Linked DNA regions of Homo sapiens: region 2 is linked to region 1. A link is an interaction called in ENCODE POLR2A ChIA-PET data of the cell type or tissue named here. Cell type or tissue: Panc1. All regions are shown on one strand.

What was found. ChIA-PET counts read pairs that join two places held together with the same protein. Peaks named below come from ENCODE experiments on the same cell type or tissue, not always from the same donor. Only the 100,000 strongest peaks of a DNase experiment are listed, where the experiment ranks them.
Region 2: POLR2A ChIA-PET joins it to region 1 with 10 read pairs; 3 of 35 experiments call an interaction of 5 or more read pairs at or near these places.

What each region holds. Positions count from the first base shown.
Region 1 is chrX:68,476,634-68,484,633 of GRCh38, forward strand. No RefSeq gene overlaps it. Among named protein-coding and RNA genes, the nearest start is that of YIPF6, 18 kb to the right of the region's middle. In Panc1, no CTCF peak of the experiment used is centred here; no DNase peak of the experiment used is centred here.
Region 2 is chrX:68,304,364-68,312,363 of GRCh38, forward strand. The region is part of intron 2 of OPHN1 (oligophrenin 1); the gene reads right to left. Among named protein-coding and RNA genes, the nearest start is that of OPHN1, 130 kb to the right of the region's middle. In Panc1, no CTCF peak of the experiment used is centred here; a DNase peak (open chromatin) is centred at 3,587; H3K27ac peaks cover 515 bases.

The DNA.
Region 1 (8,000 bases):
GCTACTGGGGAGGCTGAGGCAGGAGAATCGCTTGAACCCAGGAGGTGGAGGTTGCAGTGAGCCGAGATTGTGCCACTGCACTCCAGCCTGGGCGACAGAGTGAGACTGTCTCAAAAAAAAAAAAAGTCACATTTCCTACATTGTTCATAATGCAGTAAACGGCTTTAATCCAGCTCCTCCTTCTCCTGGTCTGCACTCCTCATGCCTGCTGCCAGCACCGGGTATGCTGCCTTTCAGTGTGAGTGCTTGGCCTCCAAGTGGGGGCTCTTGCCCTCCTCCAACAACCCAATACGCCCATGCCTCACCCCTTGGTGCCGGGGCCCAGCCCCATGCCCCTCCAACTGCCTTCCCACCGCTGGCAGGGGGCTGGCTGCATGCAGCGGCGGCTGCTGGGCCCTGCCTAGCCCCAGGACTCTGCACAATATCAATACTGGCTATTTTCTCTTCTTACCATAGTGAAGTTGGCTTCATATGATTGCACTTGTGTGGGTCACAAGGTGATGCATCTGTGTATTACTTGGTCACTGGATGGAGAAGTACCCATTCATCACACCTGCTTCATAGCCCCCACTCTGCTGTACTGACAGGATTTAGTTGTGTTAGGACATTGCAAATCTTCTAGAAGTTCTCCACCAAATCAGGTCAATGTGTGCCTTCTTTCTGAGCTCCCACTCAAGCATCTTCAGTGCTCATGATCATGTGTCCCCCAGCTCCACCCCTCACTGTTCGGGCCTGTTTCTGGCAAAAAGTCAGGAAGGTTACTGAATTAGAGAAAATTTTCTGGACCTTCTGATTTTACTTAAGCAGTTACCATTCCATGGACTTGCCTCCTAAAGCAGCAAAATGCCTGTCAGAGCCCCAGATGGCAGGAGCCTCTGGGGCCTGGGCACACAGACTAAGCCTCTGTGCTGTCTTCTTCTCTGTGTGCCTCAGACTCGGTGGGTGGAGAGCTGGCAGGCAACCTCTCACCAGCTTTCCAGTCCTTCAGGTCTATGACATCTTCAGACCTTTTTTCTCCTCTGAGGGCTAGCCCAGTTAGTTTTGGAAGGGTTGAGTAGCCTGACTCCAGGGCTGGCTGGTGCCGGCTCCTGGGGGGCGGACTCACCAAAAGTGGTTGTCTCTGTGCATTGCTTGATCACTGTCATGCTGCATTTAGTGTTTACATTTGCTTCATTGTATTGGGTTGGTGCAAAAGTAATTGCAGTTTTGCCATTACTTTTAATAAATGAAATTCATTTTTAGAAAGTGAACTTCATGAAAATGAATGTTGTTAAACCAAACACCGCATGTTCTCACTCATAGGTGGGAATTGAACAATGAGAACACTTGGACACAGGAAGGGGAACATCACACACTGGGGCCTGTCGTGGGGCGGGGGGAAAGGGGAGAGATAGCATTAGGAGATATACTTAATGTAAATGATGAGTTAATGGGTGCAGCACACCAACATGGCACATGTATACATATGTAACAAACCTGCACGTTGTGCACATGTACCCTAGAACTTAAAATATAATTTAAAAAATATATTAAAAAGTCAAAAAAAGTCTCAAATAATTAAATAAAGTCCTCCAGTATTTCTCATCCTCAAAAAAAAAAAAAAAAAGAAAATGAATGTTGTTGGTCTCTGTACAGAGTTTAAAAGATGAAGCAAGAGATTTAAGGGCAATTACTGTCGCACCAACTTAATACACAGGTTTGTAAACATGACTAAGATATTTATATATAACTTGTGTTTTATAGATTTTATTTATTCAGAACTCATACGGCATGTTAATGACTTACGATAGTGTCCTACTCTGGGCAGCTGTGTAGGATCATAACACGGTTAAAAAAACACTTCCCCTCAAAAAAAGTCTTTTAGTGTAGATACAATAAATTTCATAGAAAAAAAAGAGGAACAGAGTTGGAGAACTGACATTTTCTGATTTTAAAATTCACTAGAAAAGTACAACAATGAAAACTGTGTTGTTTTGGCATAAGAATAGACATATAGATCAATGGAATTTAATTGAGAGTTCTGAAATAAACCTTTACTTTGATGGTCAGTTGATTTCAACAAGGATACCAAAACAATTCACAGGAGAAAATAAGTAGTGTTTTCAACAAATGATGTTGGAATAACTGGATATCCAGCTGCAAAAGTTGAACTTAGACCTTATCTTATACCATATGTGAAAGTTAACTCGGCGGCCCCGTCTGGGAAGTGAGGAGCACCTCTGCCCAGCCGTCCCGTCTGGGAAGTGGGGAGCGCCTCTGCCCGGCCGCCCCGTCTGGGAAGTAAGGAGCGCCTCTGCCCGGCTGTCCATCATCTGGGATGTGAGGAGTGCCTCTGCCCGGCCGCCCCATCTGGGAGGTGTACCCAACAGCTCCGAAGAGACAGTGACCATCGAGAATGGGCCATGATGACGATGGAGGTTTTGTCGAAAAGAAAAGGGAGAAATGTGGGGAAAAGAAAGATCAGATTGTTACTGTGCCTGTGTAGAAACAAGTAGACATAGGAGACTCCATTTTGTTCTGTACTAAGAAAAATTCTTCTGCCTTGGGATGCTGTTAATCTATAACCTTACCCCCAACCCCGTGCTCTCTGAAACATGTGCTGTGTCAACTCAGCATTAAATGGATTAAGGGCAGTGCAAGATGTGCTTTGTTAAACAGATGCTTGAAGGCAGCATGCTCGTTAAGAGTCATCACCACTCCCTAATCTCAAGTACCCAGGGACACAAACACTGTGGAAGGCCACAGGGACCTCTGCCTAGGAAAACCAGAGATCTTTGTTCACATGTTTATCTGCTGACCTTCTCTCTGCTATTATCCTATGACCCTGCCACATCCCCCTCTCCGAGAAACACCCAAGAATGATCAATAAATACTAAAAAAAAAAAAAAGAGCTTATCAATCAGAAAAAAAGAGAAAGTTAACCCAAAATCATAATAAACCTAAAAGTAAGTGCTAAAACCATAAAATTTTCAGAGGAAAATATAACTACAAATCTTCATGACCTTAGATTAGGTATGATACCAAAAGCACAAGCAACAAAAGATAACCAATAAATCAGGATTCATCAAAATTAAAAATTAAATATCAAAATTAAAAATACTGCCATGTTTTATATGTGTCTCTAAAAGTTTATGTGTCAGAAACTCTTTTTTTTTGAGACAGAATCTCACTCTGTCGCCCAGGCTGGAGTGCAGTGGTGCCACTATGACTCATTGAGCTCACCTGGAATTCCAGGTGTCAGCCACTGTGCCTAGCCTATGTATTGGAAACTTAATCCTTCTTCCCTCATGAATGGATTAATGTCACTATCATGGGAGTGGGCTTGTTATCATGAGAGTGGCTTTGCTATAAAAGCAAGCTTTCTGTGGCCTCTTGCTCTTGTCCTCTAGCCATGTGATGCCCTCTGCCATGTTATGACACAGTAAGAAGGCCCTCACCAGATGCTGGTGCAATGCTCTTGGACTCCCTAGCCTCCAGAACCATGAACTAAATAAACGTATTTTCTTTATAAATTACCCAGTCTGTGGTATTGTTATAGCAACAGAAAACGAACTAAGATAGATACTATAAAGAAGTTGAAAAAGCAACCCACAAAATGAGAGAAAATATTTGCAAAGCGTATTTCTGATAAGAAACATGTACCTATAATATATAAGGAACTCTTAAAAACTCAGCAATAAAAAGACTACTCAATTTAAAATAGGTAAAGAATTTGAATAGATATCTCTCCAAAGAAGCTACATAAATTGTCAATAAGGAAATGAAAAGATGCTCAACACCATGTAATTGTGATATCTGTGACATTTGTGAAATGCAAATCAAATCCAAAATTATATATCACTTCACACCCACTAGGATGACTATAATTAAAAATATATGCAATAACAAATGTTGGTAATGATGTGAAAAAAATTGAAGGCTTCATACATTGCTAGTGGAAATGTAAAATGGCATAGCTATTTTGGTAAATGGCTTGAAAGTTCCTCAAAAGGTTAAACATGGAGTAACCATAAGACCCAGCAATTTCACTCCTAGATACATACTCAAGAGAAATGAAAACTTATGTCCATGTACTACATGCAAAAGTTCACAGCAGCATTACTCATAATAGCTGAAAAATGGAAATAACCCAATGTTCATGAGCTGATGAATGGATAAGCAAAATATGGCATGTCTGTACAATGGAATATTATTCAGCTTTAAAAAGGAATTAAATGCTACATTCATGCTATAGCATGGATGAAACTTGAAAACACTATGCTAAGTGAAAGAAGCCCACATATTTTATGATTCTATTTATATAAAATGTCCAGAACAGGCAAATGTATGGAGACAGAAAATAAGTTAGTAGTTTCCCAGGGCTGGTGGTGGGCAATGGGGGATTTGAGGATGATGGTTAAGGGGTGCAGAGCTCTTGTCTGGGACAATGAAAGTGTTATAAAATTGATTGTGGTGATAGATGCATATCTCTGTGAATATATCAAATATCAGTCAATTGCACACTTGAAAGGAGTGAATCATAGGACATGTGAATTATATCGCAATAAAGCTGTTACAAAACCCCTGAAGTTTCATTTATTTGCTTAGTTTTTCCAGGGAAGACATCAAACTCAGAATTAATTTGTTTTTTGAGACAAGGTCTCATTCTGTTGCCTAGGCTAGAGTTCAGTGGTGCAATTGTAGCTCACTGCAGCCTTAACCTCCTGGGTTCAAGTCATTCTCCCACCTCAGCTTCCTGAGTAACTGGGACCACAGGTACGCACCACCATATTTGGCTAATTATTAAGTTTTTTGTAGGGACAGGTTCTTGCCATCCTGCCCATACTGATCTCAAACTCCTGGCTCAAGCAATCTTCCCGCCTTTGCCTCCCAATGTACTGGGATTACAAGCACGAGCCACCACACTTGGCCCTGAAGTTTTTCTTTCTTTCTTTCTTTCTTTCTTTCTTTCTTTCTTTCTTTCTTTCTTTCTTTCTTTCTTTCTTTCTTTCTTTCTTCTTTCTTTCTCTTTCTTTCTTTTTCTTTCCTTTTTTTTTGTGACAGGGTCTCATTCTGTCACCCAGGCTAAAGTGCAGTGGCATGATCACAGCTCACTGCAGCCTCAGCCTCCCTGGGCTCAGGTGATCCTCCCACGTCAGCCTGTGGAGTAGCTGGGACCACAGTCACCATGCCTGGCTAATTTTTTGTATTTTTTGTAGAGATGGAGTTTCGCCGTTTTTCCCTGGCTGGTCTCAAACTCCTGAGCTCAAGCAATCCATCTGCCTCAGCCTCCAAAAGTGCGGGGATTATAGATGTGAGCCACCATGGCTGGCCCCGCTGAATTTTTTTTTTTTGAGACGGAGTCTTGCTCTATCGCCCAGGCTGGAGTGCAGTGGCGCGATCTCGGCTCACTGCAAGCTCTGCCTCCCAGGTTCACGCCATTCTCCTGCCTCAGCCTCCCGAGTAGCTGGGACTACAGGCGCCCGCCACCAAGCCTGGCTAATTTTTTTATATTTTTAGTAGAGACGGGGTTTCACCATGTTAGCCAGGATGGTCTCAATCTCCTGACTTCGTGATCCGCCCACCTCGGCCTCCCAAAGTGCTGGGATTACAGGCTTGAGCCACCGTGCCTGGCCTGAAGTTTTAATAAAGCTATTTTCAGACATGAAGCCACTGAAATAATTCATTTCCAGTAGACCCACACTACAAAAAATATTTTAAAAATTTCTTCAAGTGATAGACAAATGGCACCAGCTGGAAACCTGGATCTATACACAGAGCACACAGGAATGAAAAGCCTTAGAAAGGGTAATTACATGTGTGAATAGAAAGACCTTTCTTTCTTATTATTTAAATAAAATAATAAGTGTTAAATAAAATAATAACAAAAACCTTAATAATTAGCCAAAAATGGTGGTGCGTACCTGTGGTCCCGGCTACTCAGGAGGCTGAGATGGGAGAATGACTTGAAGGCTGCAGTGAGCTACAATTGCACCACTGAACTCTAGCCATGGCTGGGTAAGGTGGCTTACCTGTAATTCAAGCACTTTGGAAGGCTTGAGGTGGGAGGATCACTTGAGCCTAGTAGTTTGAGACCAGACTGGGCAATATAATGAGGCCCTGTCGCTACAAAATACATATATATATATATAATATATATACACACACTATTATATATATACTATATATAATATATATATAGTGTGTGTATATATACTATATATAATATATAGAGAGTATGTATATATATTATATATACTATATATAATATATAGAGTATGTATATATATTATATATACTATATATAATATATAGAGAGTATGTATATATATTATATATACTATATATAATATATAGAGAGTATGTATATATATTATATATACTATATATAATATATAGAGAGTATGTATATATATTATGTATACTATATATAATAGAGAGTATGTATATATATTATATATACTATATATAATGTATAGAGTATGTATATATATTATATATACTATAAATAATATATAGAGAGTATGTATATATATTATATATACTATATATAATATATAGAGAGTATGTATATATATTATATATACTATATATAATATATAGAGAGTATGTATATATATTATATATACTATATATAATATATAGAGAGTATATATATTATAGTGTGATATGTATATATATTATAATTATACACACATTATATATTATATACATACTATATATAATATATATAGTGTGTGTGTGTGTATATGTATTATATATATACATTAGCCTGACATTGTGGTGCGTGCCTATAGTCCCAGGTACTTGGGAGGCTGAGGTGGGAGGATTGCTTGAGCCCAAGAGGTCGAGGCTGAAGTGAGCCGAGATTGTACCACTGTACTCTGGCCTGGGTGACAATGTGAGACCCTGTTTCAAAAGAAGAAAAACAGCAACAATGTATGACAGAATTTATAACATGTAGAAGTAAAATGTATGACAGTAAGGGCACAAAGACCAGAAGGGAGAAATGGAAGCATCCTCATACTGGTAAATACAGGTCTCATACTGTGAATCTAACAGCATAAATTATTTGAAGGTAGACTGTGATATATTAAAACTATTTAACATAAACCCTAAAGCAATCACTATACCAACACAACAAAGAGTTATAGCCAATAAATTAACAAGGATAAAAAAATGGAATGATTGGGGCCGGACATGGTGGCTCATGCCTGTAATCCCGGCACTTTGGGAGGCTGAGACTGGTGGATCACCTGAGGTCAGGAGTTCGAGACCAACCTAGCCAACATGGTGAAACCCCGTCTCTACTAAAAATACAAAAATCAGCAAGGGGTTGGGTGCCTGTAGTCCCAGTTACTTGGAAGGCTGAGGTGGGAAGATTGCTTGAACCTGGGAGGTGGAGGTTGCAGTGAGCTGAGATCATGCCACTGCACTCCAGCCTGGGTGAGAGAGTGAGACTCCATTTCAAAAAACACAAACAAACAAAAAACATAGAATGATAAGAATAATAAGAAAGTCAGAAAAAGAGATGAAGGACAGGCAGAATCAGATGGAACAAATATAAAACAAATTGCAAGATGGTATATGTAAATCTAATCACGTCAATACTCTTTTTAAATGTGAATAAACATATCCATTAAAATACAAACATTATTTGGATAAAAAAGTAATAATCAACTATATGCTGTCTATTAGAAACTCATTTTAAGTACGAAGATCTAGCCTGGCACAGTGATGTGCACCTGTGATTCTAGCTACTTGGGAGGCTGAGGAGGGAGGATTACTTGAGCCCAGGAACTCAAGACCAGCCTGGGCAACACAGCAAGACCCCATCTCAAAAAAAGGTCTATTATATGAAAAGTAACAGGATAGCAAAATATATACTATGCAAACACGAATTATGCTGGATTATCTACATTAATTTCAGAAAAAAGTAGAATTCAGAGCAAGGGCTATTATTAGGAACAAATATTACATAATAATAAAAGGGTGAGTTTGGTTCCTTCAAACTATGAGGC
Region 2 (8,000 bases), 170 kb before region 1:
GGGTGTGTAATAGTATCTCACTAGTTTTAATTTGCATTTTTCTGGTGATTAATGATATAAATGTCATATATTTATTATTTGCGTATCTTTTTTTCAAGAAGGGTCTGTTCAAATCTCTTGCCCATTTTATAATTGAGTTGTCTTATGACTAAACTATAAGATTTCTTTATGTATTCTGGAAACGAGTCTTTTGCCAGATAAATGTATTGCGAATATTCTTTAAATTAACAAAGGGCTTAGCATTCTTTAAATTAACAAAGGGCTTAGCAATCTGAATACTGTTTATTTAATTTTAAAAAGACTGAATCTCTATAAGAACAGTGACCTTTTTGGTATATTAAGGTATGCTAATCAAAGCACCATCTCCATCTCTGCAGTAACACTGAAAACCCACAGTCATACAGCTACAACAGCTGTGAAAATCAACAGCTTAGCAGCCACTAGAGAAGGCAGAATGTGGTTGAAGTTTCACAAGGCCCTACCCCCAGAAAATTGCCATCCGGTTTAATATGTCCTATAAGCTCTATACTCAAAATTTGTCTTAGTTTGTTCTGACTTTAAGTTCATTCTGTGAAAACAACACTGCTATTGGGGAATTTGTCAAAAACAATCATCTGAAATAGTTTAAGATTATGGTGACCTGAAGCAGTGTGACAAGCTGAAATTAACAAGAGGCTGACCAAAACACTTGGTAAAAAAAAATAATAATAATTAATTAAATAAAATCAAGACACGCCAGGCTTGGTGGCTCATTCCTATAATCCCAGCACTTTGGGAGGCTGAGGCTGGAGGATGGCTTGAGCCCAAGAGTTCGAGACTAGCCTGAGTAACATAGTGAGAACCCCATCTCTAGAAAAAATAAAAATAAAAAATAGCCGGGTGACGTAGTGTATGCCTGTGGTCAAAGCTACTCAGGAGGCTGAAGTGGCAAGAGGTCGAGACTGTAGCGAGCAGTGATCATACCACTGCACTGAAGCCTGAGTAACAGAGAGAGACCCCATCTCAAAATAATAATCATAATAATTTTTAATGGACAATGGCCTGCCCATGGGGGCTTTGAAAAGTTGCAATGTAAAATCTAGAAAGACATGGGTCATAAAAAAGAATATGTGCATGTTCCAGGCTATTCATAGGCCCATGAAAGACTTAAGAAGTTCCTAATCTCTCACCTCTTGCTTAGCCTTGAGGTTCTGCACAAGCAGGAAGAGAAACATAAGGCATAATGGTCATCTGACTAGGTGAATGTCGTTGAAAGCATATCCCAATTCACACAATGACCAGCAGCAAAAGCTGGAAGGCTATTGGTTCAAAGTATTTAAATTAAATCATTGTTCAATCATTAGCTGCCCACTAAGCAAACCTACCAGAGGCTTCAGTGGCTTCTAACAACAAAGAATACACACTTTATAGAATTAGTCCAAAAAGTCAATAAATAAGCATACAATAACAAACAACCACCCTGGGGAAGGGAAAAATCTAATTTCCAGAGTTGCCACATGATTTTATATGTTCACTTTTCAACAAAAAATTATGAGACAGACTAAGACACAGGAAACAATAGTCCATGCTCAACGGGACACCATGCCTAAGAACTAAGGAAAGACTGAGAACAATGTCTCACCAAAGAGAAAATATCAATAAAACAATGGAAATAATTTTGAAAGAACCAATTAAAACATACAGTGGTGAGGGAGCTGCTGAATAAATTCTTCCACTCTTCAGTCCCCAGCTGGATAGTTCTCAGTCATATTTCATAAGGCCCTTCAGAGGCTACAGCATGATTAAACTAGTTGTCTGAGCATTGGCCAACTCAATAATGCATCCAAATATTGGCTTTTCCTCCTTTCCCATTTCACTTCTTTTCCACTCCCTGCATTGATCATTTCCTTTGTCCCTCACTCTTGCTTCCACTTAAACTACCTCTGCTCCCAAGCCTCTGCATCAAGCTCTCTCTGCTTTTAGGGGGAAGCCAGGTAAAGATAATGAGCTCTTCATTACTGGAGCTGACTACTACTCGTTACTGGAGCAAATGTTAGAAAAAGATTCTAGGCATTAGATTATAACAAACTTTATCGAAAGATTGGGGAGGAATCAGTAACTAACTGGAATGGGAAGTTGGGAGATACAAAGAAGGGGAGCAAGAATGAAGGAGAAGGAAAATACATGAGCTGCTTCAGAGAAAAGAAAAGCTTTTCTTATCCATAATCTCAAAATCTAAAATAATGTCCAGTATAAAGTAGGTCGTCAATGTTAGCCAAATGAATGTATGACTTTAAAAGAGTAAATCAACTTTTTAATTTCTAAAGGTCTAATTTAATAGATGGAAGCTGTCCGAAAAATTAAATCTACTTTTTCCCCAAATTCATCTTCTTTTTTTGAAACAGGGTCTCATTGTGTCACCCAGGCTGGAGTGCAGTGGCATGATTGCAGCTCACTGCAGCCTTGACCTCCCGGGCTCAAGTGATCCTCCCACCTCAGCCTCCCACATAGCTAAGACTACAAACACACACCACTCCACCCAGCTAATTTCTAAAATTTTTTGTAGAGACAGACCCTTGCTTTGTTTCCCAGGTTGGTCTTGAAGTCCTGGCTTCAAGTGATCCTCCCACTTTGGCCACCCAAAGTGATGGGATTACAGGTATGAGCCACTGCACCCAGCCCCAAAATCCACTTTAATATATAAGCAGTTTACTACCATTTCAGTGGTCCCAGGAATATTAAATAAATGTTGCAAAAATTTAGCACAGCTTACAGTTTCATTACTATAGCTGTATTACATTAGGAATTTATAGAGTGGGTCAGATGTGGTGGCTCACGCCTGTAATCCCAGCACTTTGGGAAGCTGAGGCATGCGGATTGCCTGAAGCTCAGGAGTTCAAGAGCAGCCTAGGCAACATTGTGAGACCCTGTCTCTACCAAAAAAAAAATAATAATAATAATAATAGCCGAGCATGGTGGTGTGCACCTGTAGTCCCAGCTACTCAGGAGGCTGAGGCAGGAGAATTGCTTGAGCCCGGGAGGCAGAGGTTGCAGTGAGGTGAGATCACATGCCATTGCACTTCAGCCTGGGTGACAGAGCGAGACCCTATGTCAACAAAAAAAAAAAAAAAGGAATTTATAGCGAATGGATATACGAAACTCCATGTGAATTGTGCCAGTAATCCATTATGCCATAAAAGCTGCATAAGGATAACCTATAGAAAATTGTTCTGAGATATTAGTGCCAAAGGTACTGATCAACCCAGGGAGTGGAAAAAGGGTGTATCAAGAAAAGGAAATAATGAAGCTCAAGTCCTAATTAGTTTCCACTTATAGAGGAGACAAACTACAATGCAACATGTATAGAACAGGAAAACATGTATAAAACGTTATCTACAAGTACAGGTATATATATTTACCTGTATTGTGTATAACTCCATTTGCACCTAGTTTTTAACTGGGAAGAAACTTAGGTAGCTAAGTTTCAATATGACTCAAAACTTCATGGATGCAACTCTAATTCTAAAGCAGATTACACAATAAAAATGCCCGAGGGATTCCTAGGCTTTGTGGTTTTGACTACTTTCAGTTTGAAATAAAAAATGTTCTCTTAACACATGCATCCCTTTATACTTATGAATTTATTAGTTTCAATGACTCATCACATTACCACCTGGTAAGGTTATGTGCTTTTCCAAAGCAAAATGAGGTAGTGGAAATATCACTAAGACAGGAGTTTTAGTCTTGCCTCTGGAACAAATCAGTTTCATGAGTTTGGGCAAGTTAACTTGCCTCCCTGGGCCTCAATTAATCAAAAACAAAAAAATGCTACTACTTACCAGTTACTGTGGCTTCCCTTTAGTTCCTACAGTTGTGAAAGAAACATAATATCATATACCTCATTGGCTTGTGGGGGGATTAAAATAAGATGTCATGGTGAAGTTCTTTCACAAAAAATAAATTGGCTGGGTGCGGCAGTGGCTAACGCCTGTAATCCCAGCACTTTGGGAGGCTGAGGCAGGCAGATCACTTGAGCTCAGGAGTTCGAGACCAGCCTGGCCAACATGGTGAAACCCCGTCTCTACCAAAAATACAAAAAATCAGGCAGGCGTGGTGGTGTGTGCCTGTGGTTCTAGCTACTCAGGAGGCTAAGATGGGAGGATCACTTGAGCTCAGGAGTCAGAGGTTGCAGTGAGCTGAGACTGTGCCACTGCACTGCAGCCTGGGTGACAGAGTGAGACCCCATCTCACGAAAAGAAAAAAGAAAAGAAAAGAAAAGAAAAAAGAAAAGAAAATAAATCACTTTCTAAATGTAGTTATTTTTATTTTAAAATTTGGCTAACGTTGCTATTAACTAGACTGATATGAACTAATGAGGATATACGCAGTTAGCCTATAAATTTGAAGTGAAACTAGACTAGGACAGTGGTTCTCGCACTTGTTTTTTTGTTTTTTGAGACAGGGTCTAGCTCGGATGCCCAGGCTGGAGTGCAGTGGCATGATCTCAGCTCACTGCAGCCTCAACCTCCTGGGCTCAAGTGATCCTCCCACGTCAGCCTCCTGAGTGGCTGGGACTACAGCTGTGCGCCATGACACCTGGCTATTTATTTTTTTATTTTTTTCTTGTAGAGACAGGGTCACACTATATTGAGGAGGCCGATCTCAAACTCCTGTGCTCAAGCAATCTTCCTGTCTTGGCCTCCCAAAGTGTTGGGATTACAAGTGTGAGCCACTGCGCCCAGCCTGGTTCTTGCATTTTTAAAGGGTTATAGACCCCTTTGAGAATATAAAAAATACTTTCTTCCCAGAAAGATATATGTAACATAAACTTCTGTACAATCTCTACAGTTCCAGATGCCCTAAGAAACCCATGTTAAGAACCAATAAACAAGATAATCCTCAAGGTCTCTTCTCTTTAACACTCTTGAGTATATGTTTTTCCTTTTTAAAATGAGTAAATGAAGTAGCTACTCTATAAATCAGATTGATTTAACCAAAATATCTTCCTCCTAATCCAAATACATAAAAATACTGGGTAAAAGGGCAACAAACATGTGTGTATTTTTAAAATACATAGCAAACTGAGAAAGCAAGAAAAAGAAGCTCCCAAGTACTAGAAATGAAGAACAAATTCAAAGCCATAACAGAGAGCAGCAGCTGAGGCAGTAGAGAGATTAGAACTAGATATACTCAGTTCTCATTATTTACGGATTCTATATTTGCAAATTTGCCTAGTCAATAAAATGTACTTGCAACACCAAAATCAATACTTACGACATTTTGCCCACTCATTCATGGACATGCAAATAGCTATGAAAAATGTGAGTCACCAATATATACATTCTGAGCTTGAAAAGGGGGATACTGCCTTCTTGTTTCAGCTCTCATACTATAAAACAATTGTCCTTTTCCTGGTCTATTTAGTGCCACATTTGTCACATTTTTCTACTTCTTGTTGATGGGTTAGCTGTTTAACATGGCCCCTTAGCATAGTGCTGAAGTACTATCTGGTGGTCCTAAAGGAAAGAAGGCTGAGACATCCTTACAGAGAAAACAAGTAGGTGCTAGATAAGCTTCGTTCAGCCACAGCTTCTAGTGCTGTTAGCCATGAATTCAATGTTAATGAATCAACTATATATATGATAAAATATGGGGTCTTTAAACAGAAACCAGGTAAAACAAGTTTATGTATTGATGGCTGCTGAAAACGTGGAGAGGCTCACAGGTACCTAACCCTGTATTTCCTCTAGGAGAAATGGTTCAGTATTCACTAACTAAATGTTTACATTGACTTTACAGAGCATAACTACCATGAATAACAAGAATTGACTATATGTGGTAGTTGGAATTTTATCAGCAGGCAAAGGGACATTACTTAGGAGCTGGGAGCTTGGAATGAGGTCCCTTCATGAGGTCTACTGGCATATGACACTGTAGGAATACACTAGAGAGTCTCCCATTGTGGTAAAATAAAGTTATCCAGAACCACAAGCTTTTGCTAATTAGAGTTCAAGTTTATACTGCTCACAAAGGTTTCTAAAAGTTAATTTTAAAACTAATCCTGAACCAGCACCACGCAAGCTCTAAGAAGAGGAAAAAAAAAATGCCCCATAAGAACACCTCTATAACCCAGGGCACATAAGGGAATCCCAAAGAAACAACTGCCACCCAGAACTTCACAGTTGAAAATTATAAACCACACTAGGAAACCAATATGAGAGCCAGGCAGCAGTCAAGGCAAATAAGTGGGTTCTCTTCTGTAAGATCTAGGATTATATTACACTCCAAAAAGTAATTTTTAAATATGAATAATTTAAATATTCAAAAAAATAGTAAAAATTAGAATCCATATACCAGTCACAGATTATCTCAAAAGAAACAAGAATCAGAATGACAGCCATTTGCTCAACAACAACACTGCCAAAAAATGGATTATTAGTTTTTACTTGCTAAGAGAAAATAACCATCAACATACTAGTAGCAAACTAGAAAACAGATCTGAAGAAATCATCCAGAGCACAGCACAGGGAGAAAAACAGCTGCAAAATATAAAAGAAAAAATAGAAGATAAGGCTAGGAAAAGAGGCACTGATAGGAAAACCCAAATAAGGGAATAAAAGGCATGGGGGAGGCCAGGTGCCATGGCTCATGCCTGTAATTCCAGCACTGTGAGAGGCCAAGGCAAGCAGACTGCTTGAAACCAAGAGTTCGAGACCAGCCTGGGCAACATTGTGAGAAGTTGTCTCTACCCCTTCAAAAAAAAAATTATTTAAAATCACCAGGAATGGTGGTGCATGCCTGTAGTCCCCAGCTAAGGTGGTTGGAGGGAAGTTGAGGCTGGAGGATGGCTTCAGCCTGGGAGGTCAAGGCTTGCAGTAAGCTATGATAGTGCCACAGCACTCCAGGCTAGGCAACAGAGCAAGACCCTGTCCCCGCTCCCAAAAAAGAAAGAAAAAGAACAAAATGGGAATATCAAACAAAATGGATAATATATATTTAAAAGGGCAATTCACGTAGAATACACAGCAATTACAAACATACAAGCAACAAACATGAAATCCCCAGAATACATGAAGCAAAGGTATGTCTTTGTTTGTTTGTTTGTTTTGAGATGGAGTCTCGCTCTGTCACCCAGGCTGGAGTGCAGTGATGCAATCTGGGCTCACTGCAACCTCCGCCTCCTGGGTTTAATCGATTCTCCTGCCTCAGCCTCCCGAGTAACTGGGATTATAAGCACCCGCCATCGCACCTGGCTCATTTTTGTATTTTTAGTAGAGACGGGGTTTCACCATGTTGACCAAGCTGGTCTCGAGCTCCTGACCTCAAGTGATGCGCCCACCTCGGCCTCCCAAAGTGTTGGGATTACAGGCGTGAGCCACCGTGCCTAGCTGGTGAAGCAAACACTGATAAAACCGAAGGAAGAAACAGATAGTTATACTATAATAGATACAATAATGGATGAAACAACCAGACAGAAGATCAGTAAGGAATTTGTGTACTTGAACAACAATATAAGCCAACTGGAACAAACAGATATATAAAGGATACTCCATCCCACAACAATAAAACACACATTTTTTGAAATGCACATGAAAATTTCTCCAGGACAGACAACATGTTAGGCCACAAAACAAATGTTAATACATTTTAAAAGCTTAAAGTCATGCAAAATATTTTTTCTGATAAAAATGAAATTAAACTAGAAATTAATAATATAAGAAAACAGGAAAATTCACAAACACATGAAATTATATTCTATTTTTTTTTTTTTTTTTGAGACAGGGTCTCATTCTGTTGCCCCAGCTGGAGTATACTGGCACAATCTCAGCTCACTGCAGCCTCAAGCAATCCTCCCACCTCAGCCTCCCAAGTAGCTGGGACTACTGGCATGTACCACTAGGCTCGGCTAATTTTTTTTTTTTTTTTTTTTTTTTGTAGAGACGGGTTCCCACTATGTTGCCCAGACTGGTCTGAAACTCTTGAGCTCAAGCAATCCCACATGCCTCGGCCTTCCAAAATGC